Regions from separate parts of the Homo sapiens genome. Here all the other regions are linked to region 1. The links are chromatin contacts, found by Hi-C or POLR2A ChIA-PET in ENCODE. All regions are on one chromosome and are shown on one strand. Each heading gives the region's core, a stretch centred on a gene start or an enhancer-like site at or near the end of the contact. The rest is flanking DNA. Distances are from core to core; before and after follow the strand shown. Region 1 holds the start of FAM163A (family with sequence similarity 163 member A). Region 2 overlaps FAM163A (family with sequence similarity 163 member A). Region 3 overlaps LOC105371635 (a long non-coding RNA gene).

Evidence for each region. A loop is a pair of places that touch in the nucleus more often than their neighbours do. ChIA-PET counts read pairs that join two places held with the same protein, here RNA polymerase II (POLR2A). Pooled maps may share reads with other maps.
Region 2: POLR2A ChIA-PET joins it to region 1 with 20 read pairs in SK-N-SH. The contact joins the enhancer-like site here to the promoter of FAM163A in region 1. A Hi-C loop is called at or near these places in 1 of 37 single-sample maps with no recorded cell type and 1 of 50 pooled maps. POLR2A ChIA-PET finds 5 or more read pairs at or near these places in 4 of 52 experiments (H1, HCT116, PC-9 and 1 more).
Region 3: a loop to region 1 is called in a pooled map, with 3 times the contacts of the local background. The contact joins the enhancer-like site here to the promoter of FAM163A in region 1. A Hi-C loop is called at or near these places in 1 of 168 maps with a recorded cell type or tissue (GM12878) and 5 of 50 pooled maps. POLR2A ChIA-PET finds 5 or more read pairs at or near these places in 1 of 52 experiments (SK-N-SH).

What each region holds. Positions count from the first base shown.
Region 1 is chr1:179,741,270-179,746,110 of GRCh38, forward strand. It overlaps FAM163A (family with sequence similarity 163 member A), which reads left to right and starts at 2,022. Exons shown (of 5, transcript NM_173509.3): 1 at 2,022-2,154. LOC128071543 (a long non-coding RNA gene) reads left to right here. Exons shown (of 2, transcript NR_138090.2): 2 at 1,086-1,428. RefSeq lists an enhancer at 3,319-4,011.
Region 2 is chr1:179,779,616-179,784,456 of GRCh38, forward strand. All of the region lies in intron 1 of FAM163A (family with sequence similarity 163 member A), which reads left to right. Among named protein-coding and RNA genes, the nearest start is that of MIR12116, 22 kb to the right of the region's middle. Within about 2 kb of position 2,461, at least 2 of the 41 ENCODE cell types and tissues checked have a DNase peak (open chromatin) inside an H3K27ac peak, as active enhancers do.
Region 3 is chr1:179,707,626-179,712,466 of GRCh38, forward strand. LOC105371635 (a long non-coding RNA gene) reads right to left here. Exons shown (of 3, transcript XR_922329.3): 2 at 4,366-4,424. Among named protein-coding and RNA genes, the nearest start is that of FAM163A, 33 kb to the right of the region's middle. RefSeq lists an enhancer at 2,147-2,216. Within about 2 kb of position 2,016, at least 3 of the 41 ENCODE cell types and tissues checked have a DNase peak (open chromatin) inside an H3K27ac peak, as active enhancers do.

The DNA.
Region 1 (4,841 bases), core at 772-3,271:
GAAGTCTAATAATATTATATTTTGGCAAGGATGCGGAGCAATGGCAATTACCGTACATCTCTGATGGGAGTCTAAATTTTGTGGCCACTTTGGAAAACAATTTGGCATGATCTAATAAAACTAAATATATGCATACCCTATAGTCCAGTAATTTCACCCCAAGGTATACATCCTAAAGATTGCACTTGCATACCAGGAGATATACACAAAAATGTCATTAGCAATAGCACTTGTAATAGCCCCAATGGGAAAAACCCAAATATCTAAAGTGCCAGAATGGACAAAGAAATTGTGATATGTCCATACAAGGGAATATTAAGTAGCAATGAAAATGAATGAACTACAACTACATGCCACAAAAGTAGATGACTCTTACAACCAAATGGAAGAAGAGGCCAGGCACACACAAAAATATGCATGCAATATTATTCAATTTATAGAAAGTTCAAAACCAAGCAAAACTAAACTGTAGTGGTTAGGGATACATTACAAATTGGTAGAAACTATAAAGATACGTAAGGAAGTAATTACCATAAAGTCAGGATAGTTGCTTTAGGGGGAAGGGAAGGACTTGTGGAAGGGAATTGGTGGAGCAGGGGAACCTCTGGGGTGGTAGCAATGACCTGGGTGGTGTTTGGTTTATGATTCATTAGGCTATGAAGGTACGTTGTTTTCACTTTTCTGTGTTACAGTTTATAACAAAATCACACGTCCTCTTCATATTTCATTGTTTTGCCTTTGAGATGAGGAAGAATGTAGGCACGAGCCTTAACTGTGCTGAGAAAAGACGGCACATGAAAATCTGAGCTCAAAATGTAAAACCTGTGAGTAGAGTTAGAGTAAAAAGTGGAGTGTGCTGCAACAACAGTAGACTTGCTGGAATGATGAGGTGGTGGCTTGCCTTGGGATTTTTGTTTTTTAACAGTGTATTAGGAATAATAAGGTTGCTCCAGGTGCTAAATTTCTTACTCCCCTTCTTTAGAAGTTGGACCTAGGCTGAGGGTCCACAGTTTTTAAATGTTTTGGAGTTTTCTGTTTTTGTTTTTCAAATGGATTCCCTGATCACCTTTGCCTTGAATCCCCAGAACTAACCTGCCTAAGAAGAGAGGAAAACTGTTGATGTAGTGGGAACGCTCCCTCCTCGAGCATTAACCGGGTTGACCCCACCCCTCTGTCCTCGCTGTCTTCAGTCCAATCAAGATCGGAAAGCAGGATCAAGAGAAAGATGATCAGACCGGAACAGGTAAACGTTCCATATAGAGATGCTTCGGAAGTGCGGAGAAGTGACAGCTTATCCCCTCTCAGGCCGTCATGTTCTCTCAGCAGACCCTCTGAATTACTGATGTCAGAACTTATTGGCTGGGCTACAGCACATAAGCAACTCCTAGAGTTTTAAGACATTAAAAGAAGGTGATTTCAGACAAGAAATCTAGCGCACCATTCAGGTTTCTCCTCGTGTCGAGGCATTGCTTCTCTCCCTTCCTGCCTCTTCCTGCCAGACTTCACCGTCACAGCTCTAATCACACCCTGACTGATCTGATCCCGCCCTGCCACGAGGCCCGGGTACCCCTCAGCGGCGGGGACATCCAGGTGTCCCTGGATTTCCAGGGCACAGTGCGGGCCGGAAATAGGAACACAGAGGAGCCCTTCGGGAGGCTCTCGAGGCAGTCTCTTTCCAGTGGATAGCGACACACCCTGGTCCCTAAGATTCTCATGCTCTCCGAATTTTCCGTCCTGGACCCGATCTGTAGGGCGCAAAGTCCCCTGTACTGAGGCGTTCCCAGGGCGCCCGCCTCCCGCGTTTACATTTCTTAGGCAAAAAGGCAGCGGAGCTAAGCAGGGGTGTTTGGAAGGCGCCCGTTGCGCTGTTTGACTGCGTGGCTTCACTTGGCCCGCGTGCATCAGCCTCTCTGGCGGGGGATTCTCCCCGGACTCCGGCCAGCGCCAATCAGGTCGCGCGGTACCTGCCCCCAGCCCTGGCCACCTGGAGGGGCGATGAGGCTCCACGCCCGGAGCAGGGCAGTCCTCGGAGCGCCGGGGAGGCCGCGGAGCCTCACGTGTGCCGCCCCAGCCGCTGGCGCCCGGAAGGACGCGCTGCGACCCCGTGGGAGCCGAACGCGGGAGTCGCTGCCCGAGCGGAGCTGCTCAGCCGCGGTAACGGGTCGGGGCCTCATCGTGCAGGGGAGCGAGCGGAGGGGCGGGGCGGGGCGCGGGCGGGCTGAGGAGCCGCCGGGCTCGGGCTCCGCGCGGGGATGTGTCTGGCCACCGCGTACTTTCGAGGGCGCCTCAACACCCGGGTAAGCGCGCCCCGGCTGCCTCCCTCTGCCCACCGCGCCGCCTTCAGCGTAGCAGTTCCCCACTGGGTCTGGGTCTGCGCCCTGGCTCTCCCTCTCCGCGCCAGGGGCCTCTCGCTCCGAGGGGCGCGGCGACTCGGGGGCATCTCCGGCCTCGTGGCCAGACCGCGGGTGGCGGTGCTCGCGCCTCGGGGCCGGACTTGCCGGGTCCCTGCCCCCGGGCCGTGCCGAAGGCGCTCTACTCAGCGTGTCTGCAGCGACCCGCTTCTCTGCGCTTTCAGCCGGGCCGGACCTCACGCGGACGCCGCTGCTGCTGCTGCGCCTCGCGCCCGCCGCCACCCGGGGAGCATGAGGCCGGGGCAGGGGACCCGGGTAGGGTGGGGGCCGACCGGCGGGGTCTGCTGGGCCAATGCGCCGCCGTCGGTCAGTGAGTCCGGATTCGTGCCGGCAACTGTGGGCAGCCTTGAGACCGGGGCTCGGTTTGCTGGTGATTTTTCCGAAGTTTTACAAAATAAAGAGGGCGAAGTGCCTTCGCGGCGCGGCGTGGGCATGCAGGCGGCAGGGCCTGTGGGAGCCGGCGTCTCGGCCAGCGAGTCTGGGGCCAGGACAGCGGGGGTAGGACGGAGAAGCCGGACGTGCCCGTGGGGCCGCGGTGTCCTTGCTCCCGAGGCCCCAGAGCGGGCGACCGCACTCCGATTCCAGAGGGCCCTGCGCGCTCAAGGCGCCGGCCACACGGAAGCCTCCGCCCCGCGGCCCAGAGGGGGGCCTGGCCAAGCAGAGAGCAGAGCGGGCAAGCAGAAGGCAGTGTGGGGACGAGGCCCGCATTGGGCTGCTGGGACCCCGCCACCCGGCCTGGCCTGGGTGGGGCGGGTAGAGGCCGAGAGCCGCGCGCCGGGGCCCTGGGTGGGTGGCATCCTGGTTCTCTGCGGCTCCGAAGGCCGCGAGGGAAGTCAGGGGTGCAGATCTGTTCCCTCGGTCAGCGCCCTTTGGCCGACACACACCAGCCGTGTTTTCCTGTCACACTGGGGGTTCCTTTCCTCTGAGTGGAACTGTGGGGCCCTGGAAGTTTGCTAGTCCTGGCAAGTTTGACGTGACGGGGACGCAGTCATCCAACCTGCAGGCGGAGGCCCGCAGGCACTTTCTCCTGTCATTTCGCCCACCTGGGCCCTCCCCCAGGGCGCCCAGGGGGCCCCATCCTGAGATTCCGAGGGGGCCGCAGCGTGGCTGGCAGGACCGACGTCTGCGCAGTTGCGTCTGTGTCCTGCTTGGTCCTCTAGCAGCTGAGCCAGACACATGTTTTATGTCGTGTGGGAGACAAACAATAACTGCGGGCTTCAATCCCGCATGTTCGCTTTGCCTAAGATTCGCTGGAGTCTGTGTCCTGAGGGGAAAGGCAGCTTTCCTTCTGCCCTAATGAAATACTTGCATGTAACAGACGTTCAGACCCTGAAAGAGGTGGACCCCGGGGAAGGAACAGTAAAGGTACATGCTCTGAAAACAGATTTTCTTAGCCTTCTCTAGGGAGGTTTCAGTTCCCATGCCTAAGAGAATCTAAACCAGCAGGTACAGACAGGGTCATGCTGGCGTCCAGAGGGGAAGTAATGTGTGGCTCTCGGAGGGTCCTGCTGGGGCATCAGGCAGATCGGCAGCGGCCCTGCCAGGGCTAGAGATCTGCATTCAGTGACCTCATCAGGCATACTGTTCTGGAAAGGCAAGGTGAGATGGGCTCGTGCAGATGAGAGCAGGTCCCCCTGTTTGGCCCAAGAATCTCTGTTTTTTCTCTAGCTTGCCGTCTGTAACTGGAAATGACCCCGGCTTAGTTCAGGGAGTGCTTCAGCCTGAGTGCAAACATCAGCTGGTAACAGGGGAGCCTGGCCCCAGCACAGTCCAGTCCTCACCCAGAGGCCCACGCTGGGATTTTCCTGATCTGCAAACTTTACAAGGCTGAGGTGGATGAGAGGAGAAGTTGGGAATCTTCTGGGTGGCCACTTAACAAAAAAGTCATTTGACTCTGGTAGGGCCATTCCAGGGTCTGTCCATTGTGAAAAGTGCCCTGGGGTTTAGAATCTGGCCTGGTGATTATTAACATTAATGAAAGTTGCTAACATTTATTAAGTACCTGCTATGTGCCAGACACAAGGTTTTGCAAAATTACTATTATTTCCCCATTTTTCGTGTGATGAAACTGAGTTTGGGGGTAGGGTAAACGATTTGCCAAGATCATAAAGCTAGTTAATGGCAGAGCAGAGCTTGAAGCCCAGGTCTCTTTGGTTCCAAAGTCACTACTCCTTCCTCGGGGCCACTTTCTTCCAATTAAGAACAGACACACATGTGGTAGCTGGAAATCCAGAATTGTCGTGAATAAAGACTCTTACTTGTAGATCCAAGAGATATTTATAACCCCATTAGACTCTAGACTTCAGAAAGTGCTGGCCTGGTAAACAGCCAGCACTTCCTTCTCTCTGTCACTCAAGGGTTTAACTCCTACACAAAGGACTAATTTCTTATTAAGTACAAATCTTTCAACTAGCAAACATCAAAGAGATA
Region 2 (4,841 bases), core at 1,211-3,710, 39 kb after region 1:
TTCTAGACATTTGAGACTAAAAACCAAATGGTAATGTGCATTCCTATTTCCTGTTTATCGGCTCATATGGGCTTTTTACTATCTTACTGTAGATAAACAGATTTATGTTGTTTTCAAGTGGCACTCTCAGGGCATTCATAAAGATCAGTGGAGCTTTAACTCTGGGAATCCACGTGAATGATAAAGTGGAGGATATGTTGGTTAGAGGCCTGGCTTCACCACTAACTGGAACATCTTGGGCAAATCACCTCAGTAAACCAAGCCACAGTTTATGTATGTGCTAAATAGATTTGAAATACCAGCCCAGTTTATGTGAGAAGGTTGTTTTGAGCTTTATGTTAGACAATATGAAAACACTATAAAACTATAAATGGTTGTTTTCACAAAGATTGCATGCTCTGAAGAATGCCCTGGCTGTGACCCAAAGTCTGACTCTTGGCTCTGTCCCTGGAGTACAAGATATGGGCACTTGTGGCCAGGCAGGTTCATGTGAATACTATGACACATATTCAAGGGAGAGAGCCCTCTAGATAATGGGCCAAAAGGCACAGGACTATGCAAATGTATATTTATGTTATGGGTAAAGATCTCAAAGATTGACCATAACTGACAGGATAAAATAATCCACAATCACACTTCTCTTCAGAAAGGAAATTATTTATTACTTGATTATGCCCTGTTGCAAGCACATTAAGGAATTACTGATCTTGGCTCCCAAGTGTGAAATGGAAAATTTTGAACATAAAACATACTTGTAGAAATACAACAGTGTTATTTGCCAGTGACCATCATCAAGACAAGACTTTAACCTTATCAGTTAGCCTAAAGAAGTGAAATTGAAACAAAGCCAAACGCATAAGCTCGGTGATCGTTCTTCCTTGCTGTGACCATTAGTCAATATGCCAGTGGTTCTCGAAGTGTGGTCCCCAGATGAGCAACATCAGCATCACCTGGGAACTTGTTAGAAATGCACATTCTCAAGACTCACCCCAGACCTGCTGAATCAGAAACTTGGGTGGGGCCGGCAATGCACATTTTAACAGGTCCTCCAGGTGATTTTGATACTTGCTAAAGTTTGTGTGATTCCTACACAGGTACCTGCCCCAAGACAGTTTGCATTAACTGTCTTTGTGCTTTCTTATGTTTGCCTAAAATGCCTCATTCTTCCTGACAAAATAAGGTTCTTGACATTGGCTAAACTTCTAATGCTACCTAGTTACATCAGCTAGACCAGAGCTGTATTACCAGACTTTCATCACAGAATCAGAGTGTTCTCATCATTTTGGTGTTGACAGGACAGAGGGCATTTGCTGATTATAATATGTGGCAAGAACCAAGGAAACTGCAGTGTTTAAGTGTTTTGAGATCTCAGAAGTAAAAGCATCTAATGTGCTCCATGCAAAGGTCTGGTGGTACTCAGTTATGAAAACCGTAGAGACGAGGGGAGAAATGCAAGCATACACGATGGCTTTAAAATGAGGGGCTTAACCGAGAGTGAAAGTAGATTCGTGGTTGCCCAGGCCTGGATGAGAGAGGAGCATGGGGCCTGACTACCTACTAGGAACAGAGTTTCTTTTTAGGGTGATGAAAATATTCTGGAATCTGATAGTGGTGATGGTTCAACAATATGGTGATTATCCTAAGAACTACTGAATTGTACACTTTCAGATGGTGACAGTGTGAATCTTATATGAATTTTACCTCAAAAAATATTTTTAAAACCCACTGGTTTATGTGGAGGCATGATTCCACTTCTCTCTGATCTCCCCTTCTCCCACATCTAGCTGCAGTATAGCATGGGGCACGTATTAGATCCTCACAGAGTTCTCGGTTGGTTGACTGCTCTGACCCCCGAGAAAGGGGCTCAAATGAGCAGGCACCTGGGAATTAGTACATACTTGGACTATACTCTCTTGGGATGGCTTCCTGGGGCAAGTGTACCTTTACTTGGAGTAAATCCTTCCCTCCAGTGTGAGAGACTCCGCTGGGATTGCAGGGATGAGGGTGGTAAATGCAGGTTAGTTAAAAATGACGTCTTGGCCAGGCGCGGTGGCTCATGCCTGTAATCCCAGCACTTTGGGAGGCCCAGGCGGGAGGATCACTAGTTCAGGAGTTCAAGACCAGCCTGGCCAACATGGTGAAACCCCGTCTCTACTAAAAATACAAAAATTAGCTGGGCATGGTGGCGGGTGACTGTAATCCCAGCTACTCGGGAGGCTGAGGCAGGAGAATCGCTTGAGCCCAGGAGGCGGAGGTCACAGTGAGCCAAGATCGTGCTGCTGCACTCTAGCCTGGGCAACAGAGCAAGAATCCGTATCAAAAAAAAAAAAAAAAAAAAAAAAGACGTCTTGCTTCGAGCACAAGTTGTTTTCCAGTTCCCTGTGATGAGCACAAACTTGTTTATGCTATCAGGGCCGGCTTGGGAGGCCAGCTGCTGCTCCTTGACGTGGAGAAGGCGCCTCTACCAGGCTGACTCCTTTGCAGCTGGCAGACAGCCCTGGGGAACAGGCGAAATGATCTCACGGGCCGGGTGGAGTGAGCATGCCGGACAAGGACCAGGCCTCTGTGCGCATGGATATAATCAGCTTTGATAGGCAGAGGCTGAGGCTGTTTTTCCAATTAGAGCTGTTAGAGGATTCTGGCAGGGGCAGCAGTGGGCTTAATTTAACAGACCTGGGACTCATTGAATTAGCCAATGTAGAGGGGATGAGACGGACACTAATGTAAGGCTGTGGGGGCAGAGATGGGGAAGGGGAGAAGGGGACCAGAAGGGCCGGTCGGCAGGGACACAGTGAGGCCTGGTGATGTGGTCCGGGCAGCACAGGAGCATCTTCTCATTTGGCGGGCGGGAAAGCTTGTGCAAGCAGGACGGGATGGAGACTCCTCTGGTACTGGTAAGGCTGGCCTGGTGGGCTTTGCTCGCAGAATCTGGATTCTCAGAGGCCGTTGGCCAGGGTTCTGAACAGTTTCTTGTGCCCATCATCCTTCCCAGGCACCCTGAAGCTGCTGCCATCTCCTTCCCTTTCTAGAACCCAAAGTTCTAAGCCACCCTGCCAGGCACCTTCTTGGTTTGAGAATAAAGAACATTAGAGCCAGAGCAATCATTAAATGTCCTGAGTCCGCGCTTTCATGTTACAGAGGAGGCAACTGTTTCCTAGAGAAGCTGAGAAAACTTGTCTGAGAATATCCAACTCTTAGAGGCAATGTCAGCATTGCAATCCAGACCTCCCACCCCTGGCTGGTGCCGTTTCTTCAAACCGTGGTCACAGTTGGCCCCTCTGTCCTCAGCCTGTGTGCATTTCCAGCAACTTGTATCCCAAACCACTTGGATGGTTTGAAAGCCATTCATTCATTCATGTACAAAATTAGCCCGGTGTGGTGGTGCATGCCTGTAATCCCAGCTACTTGGGAGGCTGAGGCATGAGAATTGCTTGAACCCAGAGATAGAGGTTGCAGTGAGCCGAGATCGTGCCATTGCACTCCAACCTGGGCGACAAGAGTGAAACTCCGTCTTAAAAAAAAAAAAAAAGGAAAAAGCCATTCATTCATTCATTCAAAATGCAGAATGCCAAACTGTACAGACAGCATAGTCTCAACTATCTGAAGAATAAAATATGTGGAAAAGACTGAGTAGAAACATGGGGAAAGACTTAACTGTTGCTGCTTCTGGAAAGGGAGTTGATTACTGTTAATAACTAACATTTATTGGGTTTAATGACCCATCCTAACAATGACCTTATGTTGATAACATTGTGGTACAACTCCTGTGTTGCTAGGTGGCAGTGAAATTTTGTAAAACCGTTTGGGAAAATAGTTTGACAATGTTTATTTTTTAAATGTGCATTAAAAAGTATTTTAACTTAAAATAGCTGATCAACACCTTTTTTTTATTTTTCCTACCCCATGACATCCTGATGAAATAATAGAATGAATAGAAAAAGATAATCTTACTTAGTATATAAGAAAAGTGAGGTATGGAAAGGTTTAAAAGTTGACCCATGGCTACATAGATATTAAGTAGCAAATCCAGAATCTGATCCTGTTTGTATTAACCGTCAGCCACTATGTAGGACTGCCACACACTTGGCACTTTTTTATACTTCCCAAATTTTATATAATTGAGCCCAAATATTATATATATATTATATAATTTATTATATATATATTATATAATTTATTATATAATATATAATTCCCAAATATTATATAATTATATATATAAATTGTATAATTTTATATAAATTTATATAATTTAGTAAAAAAGAGAAACTAAAATAAATTGTATTTCCTGATGGGATACACTAGTTGGCTATAAGGAACATTTTCCCGATTATACCTAGCTGGCTCAGAAATTTGTTCAAACACTGGCCAGGGGCACATTTGGAATAGAAGTCCCAAGGGAGAGAGATACAGGTGAGATTCCTGCTGCCTCTGAGGCCATCAAGAGTCTGATCCTTCTGCATAGGTTGGCTGTGGTCTGTTGTGACCAGATCAGGTGGAGGCTTCCTGGAAGGCTAGGGTGCAATTCAGGGTTGGGCGTAATTGATAACAAATCTGCCCTCCACACATTATCATCTTGGGCCTTCCAGAACCTCCTGCCTTCACCAGGAATAACCTGGCCACAGCTCAACTTGCCTATGCCCCGACCTTGGGCCAAACCTGCCTCCTCTTTGAGAGCAGTGGTGGAGGAGGTAAGAGTGTAAGATGCAAAGCCACGCTGTGTAAGTTCACATACCAGCTCTGTAACTTACTGGATGTTGGAGAAAAGTTACTTACTAGACAAGTTAATTTAACCTCTCTGAACCTGTTGTATCCTCTGAAAATAAAGACAATTCTGCATT
Region 3 (4,841 bases), core at 766-3,265, 34 kb before region 1:
ACCATCACTTACAGAGGACTTTACAAATTGCAAAACAGCAGAGGCTGCTGCCAACTAAAGTTTAAATCACATTAACACAAGGATAGTATATAAGACAAGGGAGTAGTTTGATAAGTTCTACACCTCTGTTGGCTTCTAGGAAGCAAAACGTTTACAAAGAAGATAGACCAGCATTCACAAGAGAACTGATCGGATAATAAGAGTTTTATGGAGTTCATATGTGCCACAAGCTGTTTATTCTGTGTGCTTTTATATAGATTACATCATGTAATCCTTGCAACAGCACCATGGGGTAGGTGGTGTTATTACTCCCATTTTACAGATAAGGAAATCAAGGCACAGAAATGCATTTTGCCAACATCATGTCAGAAATTAATATTGTATTACAATAATCTTAATATCCAATTACTAAATGCTCATTATATGCCAAAACTTTTACATATTTAATATTTACAGCATCCTTGTTACTATTCTTTTTTTTACAAGAGGAAAAACTTGAGGATCAGAAAATTATTTACCAAGAATCACGCTAGTAAGTGGTAGGACCTTAAATAAGTCAGATTTCGCCAAAGAGTTGCCCATATTATCTTCTTATACTTCTCCGATTACCTATTAAACCAATTCCAGTTCCACCTACACCACTCCACCAAAACTGCTCCTGTCAAGGTCTCCAGCAACTCCATGCTGAATCCACTAGTCAGCCCTCAGTCATCCCATCTGACTTATCAGTAGCATTTGATACACTTGACAATCCTCCTCCCTGACACTTTCTGTCCTCCCAGCACATCTCATTCTCTAGGGTTTCCTCGTACTCATTGGTCAAAGCCTTAGCATCTTTTGTGCCTCCTCCTCTTTTTCCTGGCCTCTTAATGCTGCAGGGCACCAGGCCTCATTCTCTTGGGAATTCCCCCAGTCTCCTGGCTTTAACTACCATCTACATCTATAGGAAATCCTGTTGGCTATGCTTCCAAAATGTGTCTGGAATCTGCCGGCTTCTCACCAACCCTACCTCCACCACCAGGTCAGAGTTACTGTACTGAGCCTGGACCACTTCGCAGCCTTGTCTGGCTTCCCTGCTGTCCACAGTGCTCTCTCACTCTGCTCTCCACAAAGCAGCCAGAGGGGCCCTTTCAAGCTCCAAGGCAGCTGGCATCCCTCCTCTGCCCAAGGCCCCCTGAGGGCTCCCAGTCTTACTCAGAGTCCTTACAATGGTCCACAGCGGTGTTGCCAAAGACAATGCAGGATGCCCAGTTAAATACGGATTTCAGGTAAACAGCTAATAACTTTCTAGTTTAAGTATGGTTTCATGCAATATTTGAGGCATATCTGTATTTTTAAAATTATTATCTGAAATTCAAATTTAGCTGAGATTGCAAATTTTTATCTGCTAAATCTGCCAGGCATATCCACCAGCTCTACATATGCCCCCCGTTACCTCCTTGACCTCATCTCCCATGATCTCCCCCTTATTCACTGCACTCCCCCACACTGGCCTCCTCACTTTCTTCCAGTGCATAGCTCCTCACTTTGGGCTCTTGCCTTGGCTGTTCTTCCTCCAGCATCTGCGTCTTCTCAAAGAGGTAATTTCTAAAATGACTTCTCAACGCTGTGCTCCCAATGCCCCTAATCCTGCTCCACTTTTTTCCATAGCACCTGACTTCTAACATGACTCATTCTTTTTATTGTGAACTGTAGGTCTCCACCAACCAGAATCTAAACTCCACCGGGCAGGTATTTTTGTCCATTTCGTGCATTATCATATCCCAAGAGGCTAGAACAATAGCACCTCTGTACACAATAATTGTTTGTTTATTGTGAATGAATGATTTCAAAGGCTTTTGCTCCTTTCCATTGCATTATATATTCCCTCTGTTTCAACTTACGATAAATATCTGAACAAACTGAGAGTGCACAGCCTGGAGAGGAGATTACGGGCAGAGGTGGAGAATGTGCTCACACCTCAGCTGGAGTGGTCCTTTTGTTGTGGGACAGTCTGGTTCAAGGCACAGAACTGTCCACAGCTCTCTGCCCAGGCAATTGCCACATTCCCCACACCCTCAGTATTGCCCTCTATTTAACAACAAAAAAGTGTGTATTTTCTATGTGCCAGTTCCTGTGCTGACCTCCAAGAATACAAGGATAAACAAGATAATGCTACCTAGGAGGACCAGGCAATGAGCTTGAGGTTCTTGCCTGATTGATAAAATGAAAAAGAATTGGGCCTGACTGCCCAGAATCACCGCAAGGGCCACAAGCCCTTATATCCTATCATCTCCCCCCAGGTTATTTCCTACTTTGGTAACCCCCAAGAGAAAACCAAAGTGAATGTTAAGCAGGAGCAGTGAGAAGAACATCTGCTGTAACCTCTCTATGACCCCAATGCAGTAGCTCAGCAGAGATGAATTAAAGCGCAGGAAGCTTGTTGGCGTCAGTCTCCATTGACGCCAACAGGAAGGTGGAGCAGAGAAGCAGATTTGCTGCTGAAAATCATTTCCCCTGGAAAGTCCCAGGAGAAAAAAAAAAATCATTACAGCTGGGATAATAATGTTTACTCAACAGCCTTGTGTAAATTTTTGACCCACCTTATTTCTGCACTATTAGGGTCTGGAATTACTGATTAAAGATATTATTATGTTGGTGCAAAAGTAATTGCGGTTTTTGCTATTACTTTCAATGACAAAAACCTCAATTACTTTTGCACCAGCCTAATACCATCTTAATATGCAATTGCTAGCTGGAAAAGTCTAGGGCAGGTTACAGAGGTGTAGTATTAACATGGCTAAAACACACACAATAGAAAATGGAGAAAGAAGTATCTTGAGGGGAGCATGGTTTGCAATGCCCTTTTCTCTTCTCCCTTTCCCCTTTCATTCCAGGTGGGCCTCCAGCATGTCCCTAGTCACCAAATTACAGAGCTGTCATTTTCTAATTCAATGAAAATTTACTGGGGGCCTGTTTGACACAGGCTGTGTCACCTCCTGTCTCCAGGGTATTAAATTGACTAAAAGAGCTCATCCTTTACTAAAGAGGGTAGCTCCCTAGTGCAACTGTGACCAGGCATAGAGGGGTAAAAAGTCGGCCCTGGCATTAACTAAATGCCCACAGCAAGAGCTTGTTCTTTCTTCTTGTAAAAAATGACCAGATGCTAGAACTCAGGACACCTTGGATGACACCCAACATTCTAGAGGAAAATCATAGATAGACCTGGCAGATCTCGTCAGGCAGAGCTGGCCTGGCAAAACTGGGAAGTGAGCCATACTGATCCTCAACATTCTCCAATTTTCATTTTCAGCTCTTTTCCCTCTGACCATTATTTGGTTCTGCCCCATGAGTGGCCACAAAGTCCCCCTGCCCTGCCCTCCCCTATCACAACCCACCCAAGGACCTTGCTAGGTGACACTGACCCATTCCACATTTTAGAGTCTGAAATTATTCCTCAGTCTTCCCAGCACTTTGGGAGGCTAAGGCAGGCGGATCACGAGGTCGGGAGTTCGAAACCAGCCTAGCCATTATGGTGAAACTGTGTCTCTACTAAAAAACACAAAAATTAGCTGGGTGTCGTGGCGTGTGCCTGTAGTCCCAGCTACTCAGGAGGCTGAGGCAGGAGAACCACTTGAACTCAGGAGGCGGAGGTTGCAGTGAGCTGAGATCACGCCACTGCACTCCAGCCTGGAGTGCAGTGCAGTAAACATTATTATCCCAGCTGTAAGCGAGTGAGACTCCATCTCAAAAAACAAAACAAATACCCAAAAAATATTGCTATCTAGCAAGGGAATGTGACAAAACCAATTGAAAAGGAATAAACTAGTGACTATAATAGTTTAGATAACTTCCTGGAGTGCTTGCCTTTTGGAGAGGCAATAAATAAGAAAATGAGGCTCTGAATGACCAGAACCAAATAGAACCTTCTTAGATTCTATTCTATTTCTCAAAGTAATATGAGAATTAACTAAAATCTTGAGATTTTTGCCAAGGACAAAACATTACATTGACCCTTCTAGTAAATGAGACAACTGCACTTCTTAATCCTCCCTTTTCCAGACAAATACCAGTCAGTAGGTCCCTCATTTCTAACTCCTCATATATGTCAATAGGACATAGCATTTTTAAACTATGAAAAGATGTTAAATTTCATCACTTTAACAATGTATAATTTAATCACATATAAAATGAAAGATGGTTGTTAGAGTTCTTCCAAGATAAGTCTCTAGCTCCTCACAAATTTAAAGGATCCATTTTAAACTTATGAAGAGGCTGTAAGAAGAGACACTAGAACCAAATGTGAACAGACATCTAGACAATTGATTCTGGATGGCTAAAGCTCAACTTCTTCATTTAATTAACAAATACTTGTTGAGGACTTACCGTGTGCCAGGCATCAGGCTCGATGCTGAAGATGAAAGACTGTTCCTGTCTTCAGGGATCTCACAGTTTGGTGGGACAGGGCAGAAGAAACTTAAAATAAGCAACTACGACAGGCTGTGATAAGTGCCATTATGGAGCACGTACAGGGAACATTGGGAGCACAGAACACTTCACTCACTCTAGGGTTGGAGAGAAGGGTATATTGGAGGAAGATTTCTCAAAAAAAACCTGTGCTGGATTTTAAAGGTCATATACCTGTCTCTAGTTTTAGTGTATGGAAGGTATTTCCAAAGCATATAAATGGTATTTCAAAAGCACAAAAGAAAAAAAGGAAATGTGGGAGATATTATTCCCAGTTGGTGGGGAAAAAAGTAAAAAATAAGTTAAAGGGGCCAGGCGCAGTGGCTCATGCCTGTAATCCCAACACATTGGGAGGCTGAGGCAGGCAGATCACTTGAGGTCAAGAGTTCGAGACC